2 separate regions of the Homo sapiens genome follow, and region 1 is linked to region 2. Evidence: chromatin contacts called from ENCODE Hi-C or POLR2A ChIA-PET data. All regions are on one chromosome and are shown on one strand. The core of a region is the stretch at or near the end of the contact, and the rest is flanking DNA. Distances in the headings are between cores, read along the strand shown. Region 1 has its middle 14 kb from the start of CYB561. Region 2 holds the start of LIMD2 (LIM domain containing 2).

Region 1 (3,799 bases), core at 519-3,018, 240 kb after region 2:
GACATGGCCACTGTCCAAGATGAGAGGTAGCAACCCCATGTCTTTTTTTTTTTTTTTTGAGACGGAGTCTCACTCTGTCACCCGGGCTGGAGTGCAGTGGCGCAATCTCGGCTCACTGTAAGCTCTGCCTCCCAGGTTCACACCATTCTCCTGCCTCAGCCTCCAGAGTAGCTGGGACTACAGGCGCCCGCCACCACGCCCGGCTAATTTTTTGTATTTTTACTGGAGATGAGGTTTTACTGTGTTAGCCAGGATGGTCTTGATCTCCTGACCTGGTGATCTGCCCGCCTTGGCCTCCCAAAGTGCTGGGATTATAGGCATGAGCCACCACACCCGGCCACAACCATGTCTAAGCATGTCTCCTTTTCTCCAGGAGAAACACAGTGCCTTCAGTGATTCCCGGGGAGAGAAGTTCTCTGTATCCTGATGCTCTGTCATCTTCTCATGGATGGACTGCAGATTTTCCACATCTCTCCTAAACTATGCTGCCTGTATTTAAGTAAAGCCTGTGGGCTGGCCTAACATGCGCAGAGGGAGCCCTGGTCCACTTAATGCAATTCCTTCCCTTGGTGCAGCCGAAGAGGGCTGAGGTTGTTCTGGCAGCCTCCTCACCTGCTGCAGCTCATATAGAAACTGAGAGTCAGGCCGGGCGCGGTGGCTCACGCCTGTAATCCCAGCACTTTGGGAGGCCGAGGCTGGCAGATCACGAGGTCAGGAGATCGAGACCATCCTGGCTAACACGGTGAAACCCTGTCTCTACTAAAAATACAAAAATTAGCCGGGCGTAGTGGCGGGCGCCTGTAGTCCTAGTCCCAGCTACTCGAGAGGCTGAGGCAAGAGAATGGCGTGAACCCAGGAGGCGGAGCTTGCAGTGAGCGGAGATGGAGCCACTGCACTCCAGCCTGGGCGACAGAGCGAGACTCCGTCTCAAAAAAAGAGAAAAGAAACTGAGAGTCAGTGCAAACCCTCAGATCTTTTCCGTATGAAAGATGGCCAGTTTGTCGATGTGCATCTGACTTCTCTCTTTTAAATGCTGACTGTCAAGTTCAATCTTAATTTCTTTTGACTCACTCAGCAATCCCATCTTAACTCTCACGTCTCATTTTAGCTCTTCCCCTCAGTTTTCGGTCAAGCACAAACTTACTAAGCAAGATGTTGTTTTGTTTTGTTTTGTTTTTTTTTTGAGATGGAGTCTAGCTTTGTCACCAGGCTGGAGTGCAGTGGTGCGATCTCAGCTCATTGCAACCTCCACCTCCCGGGTTCAAGCGATTCTCGTGCCTCAGCCTCCCAAGTAGCTGGGATTACATGTGCCCATCACCATGCCTGGCTAATTTTTGTATTTTTAGTAGAGATGGGGTTTCACCATGTTGACCAGGTTGGTCTTGAACTCCGAACCTCCAGTGATCTGCCTGCCTCAGCCTCCCAAAGTGCTGGGATTACAGGTGTAAGCCACTGTGCCCGGCTGTTAGGTGTATTTCACCACAGTAAAAAACAATAAATTACAAAAAATGGTGACATGCCAGGGACAATGCAGTGTGGCAACTCATCTGGCCCTGTCTCCAGTGTACCCTGCTATAGGATGTCAGGCCCAGAATCCCAGGAAGCAGGGGAGGAGAGGGAGGTACCTCTTCATTTCAGGCCCAGGATACAGCCCAGCTCTGCCGTGGCTGCGGACAGTGACAATCTATCTCTGCCTCCCAGGCCAGGAACATGTGAGTAAGCTTTGACTCATATCTGTCTTTTCTCCTATTGCCTAATCTTGCCTGGTCTTAATTAAAAATGTCTCCTTCCCTTTCTTACACTCACTCATTCCTCCGCAGGTTTTCACCGAGACCTACAAAGAGCAGTCACCGACCGTGCCCAGACACCTTGGTGAGCAGGGACAGCCTGGTCGCACTGTTATAGGAAAGGGGTCCCGATCCAGACCCCAAGAGAGGGATCTTGGATCTTGCTCAAGAAAGAATTCAGGGCGAGTCTGCGGTGCAAAGGAAAAGCAAGTTTATTTAGAAAGTCAAGTGGTGAAAGAACAGCTACTCCATAGACAGAATAGGGCATTCCCAAAAGTAAGAGGAGGAATGCATCCACCCTAGGTACAGTGCTTGTATATATATAGGATAAAAAAAGATCATGGGGAGATGTGCTCTGCTACAGGGTTTGTGATAAAGGATTCTTTTTTAAAATTACCAAATTTTGCAAGAATCAATATTATTATCTTTGAAGCAAAATTAGGAATGCCTTTGTTCTCGAGATATCGGGATATCTGGACACTCCGAAGTTTGGGTTTGTTAGTAAACATTATTAATCCATTTCCTTAACTGTAAACATCTAGAGGCTGGGAATAGCCTTCTGGGAATGCAAGTCCCAACTTCATTTTCCTAGCCCTCACTCAAGATGGAGTCGCTCTGGTTCAAATGCCTGTGATACCACCTCTCCAGGCTCCCGGGATGTTTAAACAAGCCACTCCCAGAGAGGCGATATGAAAGGTGCAGGGCAGGCCCTGAGCCCTGGCCACAGGCGATGCTTAAGCTGAGCCCTGAAAGGAGGAGTAGGAGTTCAGCAGGCAAGTTGTTAGAAGACTCGCATTTCAAGCAGAAGGTCTGGAAAGACGTGCTGACTGATCGGCAGGAGGCTGTGAGCTGTGGATGATACGGAGACTGCAGAAGCTGAGGCCATGGAGCTAAGGCGGGCTCAGACTTCCTCCTGAGGGCAACAGGTTTTTAGCTGGGGAGGACCATGACCAAATCTGCCTTTCCCAGTCACCTCTCTGATCTCTTTGATGCAGTGTAGATCTGTGCTTAGCAAACTCAGAAGGCCCTGTCACCACCAGGAAGGAAGAGACCCCACGACTGAGGGCAGTGGTAGGTTTAGGGGCTGGCTGCAGGTGGGACCGAAAGGGATAGCTGTGGACTGGCTGGCTTTGGGGGGGGGGTGAAGAGTGGAGGGGGTGATGATGCCTTCTATGGGGAGGGGGACATGCTAGAAACAGTTTTGGGGGAGGTGGGAAGGAGGGTAAGCAGATGAAGGATTTGGGTCTTGGACATGCTGCTAGTTTGGCTTTGACGGTGCAGGTCCTCTGCTATGATGTGAGTGGCTGTGCCCGCCAGTTCCTCTTCTCACTCCCTTCTAGGGCTATGAGATTTGTGACCCTTTCCTCTGCCTGCCTCTGCCCCTGCCCATTGGGACCCTGCTGGACCAGGCATCCATCCTATGGAAATCTCCATGAAGCGTCGACCTCCCTGCCCCCCAGGCATTGGGTGAGTGGCAAGTGAGAGCTGCTCACAGGGCATCAAAGGGGTTCAAAATAGCACCCAAGGCCGGGCATGATGGCTCACGCCTGTAATCCCAGTACTTTGGGAGGCTGAGGTAGGCGGATCACCTGAGGTCAGGAGCTCAAGGCCAGCCTGGCCAACATGGAGAAACCCCGTCTCTACTAAAAATACAAAAATTAGCTGGGTGTGGTGGTGTGTGCCTGTAATCCCAGCTACTTGGAGGCTGAGGCAGGAGAATAACTTGAACCCGGGAGGCAAAAGTTGCAGTGAGCAAGATTGCACCATTGCACTCGAGCCTGGGGAAAAAGAGCAAGACTCCATCTCAAAAAAAAAAAAAAAAAATTGCACCTAAGCCCAAGCCCAGAAGGTGGCCCCGAACCTGGGCCTTCCTTTGAAGCCAGGCCTGGTATTTGCCAAGATCGTGCCTCCTGCCCCCACATCACCAACGTTAACTGCCCTCCATTAGCTGGTGCTGCCTGGGTGCTGCGTGGGCGCTGGCGTGTGAAATGGCAACATGAGGCCGTGTCTAC
Region 2 (3,752 bases), core at 1,232-3,731:
TTAGCCTGTGGTCATCAAACCACTTTGGAGCTAAAAAGTTCCAAAGATTGAGATTGAGGCAGAGGATGCTGGTGGCCTTTGGCAGGAAAGGAGGTAGAAGGGTTTGTCTTGCAACCGGACATGGGTGTCTCCTTACCCTGGGTGCTAGCACCCAAAGAGCAGGAAACCTAAGAACCAGCCCCGCCCATCCCTGCCATGCTGGCTGGCGCCAGCGAGTGTGAGCCAGGGGGTGCAAATCTGAGGCTCCCTGCAGTGCTTCCAGGGCACATGGCTTACCCTTCTCCCAGTCCCTCAGGGGGAAGGCCCTCCCCCAGCTCAGGCACCTCAAATGCCCCTCTAACCTGAAGCTGCACTGAACCATCAGGTGCCCTTGCTTTCCGTTTCCTCCCAAATTTTAACAGCAGTTTAAAGAAGAAAAGTAAGCCTCTTTGGGCAGTGAGAGGCTAAGGTGAAGGGAATGACACTGACCCTGGGCTAGGATGGGGCCTGGGGCGAGTGAGTGTCGGGGGCGGCGGGGAGCATTTCCGGCCCTCCTCCCCCTGCTTTAAACCTCAAGTTCCCTTCGCCTCGCCCCGCCCTCCCCCCCCCACACACACACAAACACAGAGTCTGTCGCCCAGGCTGGCGTGCACTGGCTTCATGTTGACTCACTGTAGGCTCCACCTCCCGGGTTCAAGCGATTCTTCTGCCTCAGCCTCCCGAGTAGCTAGGATTACAGGCACACACCACCACGCCTGGATAATTTTTGTATTTTTAGTAGAGACGGGATTTCACCATGTTGGCCAGGCTGGTCTTGGACTTCTGACCTCGTGATCCACCTGTCTCTGCCTCCCAAAGTGCTGGGACTACAGGCGTGAGCCACCGCCGAGCCAAGTTCCCTTTTTTTGTTTGTTTTTGACGCTGGTCATCAGTTTCCTTTGCTTCTGGATGCCTTCTGCACCTTGCTGTTGGGGCATCCTCAATGCCCATCTGCAGCTCAGCCCACAGGCCCGTCCTGGGCAGGGTGCCGGGGCCTCACCATGCCCAATGGCAGCAAGCCCTGCTCCTAGTACCCCCGGGGCTTCCCGTTTCTTGCATCAAACAGCCCCTTTGGAGAATCTGATGACAGGTGTGGAAGCTTTCCCGAGAGGCAGCCACTTTAGAGGGTCTGACGCTCCCCACTAGAGAGTCGGCCCACAGTGCAGACAAAACGCAGATCTTCCTCTAGAGAGAACAGAAGGCTGGAGAGGAGACGCGGAGCCGGTCCGTGGAGTCCGCCAGCCTGGGAAACAGCTGGTCGCTGGGGAAGCTGCAGCCTCCCTGCTCCCCTGCCAGGCGTCGGGCGAGAGCTGTTCTGTTCCCTGACAAGCGCGTGGGCCGCCAGTGCTATTCCTGCCACAGTGTGGGAAGGCGCTGGGCTAAGGGCTGTGCTTCCCGGAGCTGCTTCTAGCCTGATTTCCGGCCAAGCCACGCAGTCCCTGGTGCCCGGGAAGGCGCCGGCCTCGCCGCCGCTCCAAAGCGAGTGGCCGTCTCTCGCCGGCTGTGCCTCCGGCCTGCTGTGCGGCTGCAGGGAGGGAGCAGCTCTGCGGCCCAAGCTCTGTCACCTCAGCTCTCTGGGCCGCGGCTCCCACGTGAGAAATGAGGTGCGCTTGTTGGAGAGGGGGCCCCCGTTGCTGCCCACAGAATTCCGCCCCAGAAACGCTTGAGTACGTGGAGCCTCGGGGGACGGGTGCTCCGGGAACCACGCATACCGGCCTCCCCAGCCCGTCGCAGGGTTGCAGAGGCGCCGAGGGCTGGGGGGGCTGCCGGGGCTGCCGGGCCCTCGTGCAGGCTCCTCCCCGCAGCCTCGCGGCCGGGCCTGGAGACCGCGTGCCCGGACGCCGCCGCCAGCCTCGTGGGCCGCAAAGGGGCGGGGGCGGCCCCTGGCGGCGGGAGGACTCGGCCGCCCGAGGGACCCCGGGCCAGGCTCCGGGGTCGCCCCGGCTGGGTCTCTGCGGCCCCACAGCTCTGGGCGGGGATGGGGGCGCCGGCGCCTACGCGCGAGGCCAACCGGGGGAAACCGAGGCAGTGAATGGCCCAGGCCCCGCCCGGTTATCCCGGAGCCAGGCCGGGAGCGCCCAGTGTCCCGCGACCGCAGCCGCCGCAGCCTGAACTCGTCCCCTCCCAGTAGGATGCGGAGCGCGGCCCTTCCATCCTGTCCCTGCCACCGTTGCTTCCCCACGCCGGGCCGCCGTCGGGATGGGCAGACGGCGCGGCCGGTACCCGAGGCCTGCGAGCGCGAGGCCCGCGGGGCGCTGCGGAGCCGGGAGCGCGGAGCCGGGGCGGGGGACAGACAAAGGCGGGGACGGCGGCGAGGGGAAGACAAAGCGCGGAGGGGGGTCGGCGGCGGCGCCGGGGCCCCGAAGGCGGCTCCGGGCGCGGCGGAGCCAATGGGCGGGCGCGGGGCGGGGGCCGGCGGGGGCGGTGCAGCGATAAGGCGGTGGCGGCGGCGGTGGCTCGGGGACCACTGGTAGCGGCAGCAGCTCGCGCCCGCGCCCTCCTCGTACCCGTGCGCCCCCGGAGACCGATCCCGCCCCGCGGCCCAGGCCGGGCCTGGTGAGAGCCGCGGGGGGAGGGGCCGCGTCCGGCTCCGGAACCGGGAGAGGCGCCGAGGGGTGTGGGGTGAGGGCCGCCCGTGGGGTCCCGGCGAGTCTGCGAGCCGCTCTCGCCCGGGGCGCACAGGCTCGAGTCCTCGTTTCAGGGCCGGCCCCCGGCTGGGCGGAGCCGAGACCCGCTGGCGGGGCTCGCGGCGTCGGGGTCTGGGGTCCGGTCCTCGCGGGGCCAGGTCGGGGGCCGAGGGGCGGGGCGGGCGGGGACCTCGGGCGCTGTCCAGGGGCTGCGCAGCCTAGGCCTGGACGCCCGGGCGCGGCGCAGGGCAGCGAGGGCCGGGGTCAGGTCGGGGCAGCGGCTTCTCATCGCGGCCCCGCCGGCCCCGACCTCCCCTCACCCCAAGCGGTCCCAGCCCGCGGGACGCACACGGCGGCTGCGCGGGAGCCCCCGGCCCCTCCGCTCCCGCTAACTTTGTTCTTCCGAGGGACGGTGCCACTCGGGACCCCGGCCCCTGGGGAGCAGGGGTGGGGGAGGTGGGTGAGGGGCGGAAGTGGCAAGACCAAGAGCAACAGGAAATGACTTAGGGAAAGTCCCAACCGCAATCCCCCCAGCCCCTGCCTGTCAACACCCCCCACCCTGCAGGCTGGGGCCGGGCTGGCGGGGCCCTCCCGACTGACTTCCCCTTGCAGAACCCAGCGGGTGCCGCTTCTCCACCCGAGGCTTCCACCTCCAACGAGCCATGTTCCAGGCTGCAGGAGCCGCCCAGGCCACCCCCTCTCATGTAAGTGCCCGGCTGGGTGGGAGGGCCCCCCGGACAGGAGCCTGGCCTGGGGTGAAGGGGAGAGGCATCAGAGTTTGCCGGCCCCCTTTGTGCCCTGCGGCGCGCCCCTGGGCCTTGGGCTGATGGCTGCAGCCCTGATCCAGGGCCTCCCGGAGCTGCCCCTGCCCTGACCGCCCCTCTCCCTCAGGACGCCAAAGGCGGCGGCAGCAGCACGGTGCAGCGCTCCAAGGTAGGGGCCTGGGGCCGGGTGTGCGGGAGGAGGGGTGTGAGGGAGCGGGATGAGCACTGGGGCAGCACCTGGCTGAGCTTCCCGCACAGTCCTTCAGCCTGCGGGCCCAGGTGAAGGAGACCTGCGCCGCCTGCCAGAAGACCGTGTACCCCATGGAGCGGCTGGTGGCCGACA

The links. Hi-C counts contacts between places; a loop is a spot of excess contacts on that map. ChIA-PET counts read pairs that join two places held with the same protein, here RNA polymerase II (POLR2A). Pooled maps may share reads with other maps.
Region 1: a pooled map shows a loop between it and region 2 (4-fold over the local background). The contact joins the enhancer-like site here to the promoter of LIMD2 in region 2. A Hi-C loop is called at or near these places in 2 of 50 pooled maps. POLR2A ChIA-PET finds 5 or more read pairs at or near these places in 5 of 52 experiments (A673, CD4-positive, alpha-beta memory T cell, H1 and 2 more).

The regions. Positions count from the first base shown.
Region 1 is chr17:63,458,885-63,462,683 of GRCh38, reverse strand. No RefSeq gene overlaps it. Among named protein-coding and RNA genes, the nearest start is that of CYB561, 14 kb to the right of the region's middle. RefSeq lists an enhancer at 1,773-1,842. Within about 2 kb of position 1,768, at least 12 of the 41 ENCODE cell types and tissues checked have a DNase peak (open chromatin) inside an H3K27ac peak, as active enhancers do; they include OCI-LY7, where a contact is called at or near this core.
Region 2 is chr17:63,698,854-63,702,605 of GRCh38, reverse strand. LIMD2 (LIM domain containing 2) reads left to right here and starts at 2,481. Exons shown (of 5, transcript NM_030576.4): 1 at 2,481-2,574; 2 at 3,258-3,349; 3 at 3,537-3,578; 4 at 3,668-3,752. The coding sequence starts at 3,308. It overlaps LOC729683 (a long non-coding RNA gene), which reads right to left and starts at 2,268. Exons shown (of 1, transcript NR_046273.1): 1 at 1-2,268. RefSeq lists silencers at 503-582, 1,773-2,732, 2,823-3,282, 3,373-3,602 and enhancers at 1,003-1,102, 898-1,482, 1,483-2,068.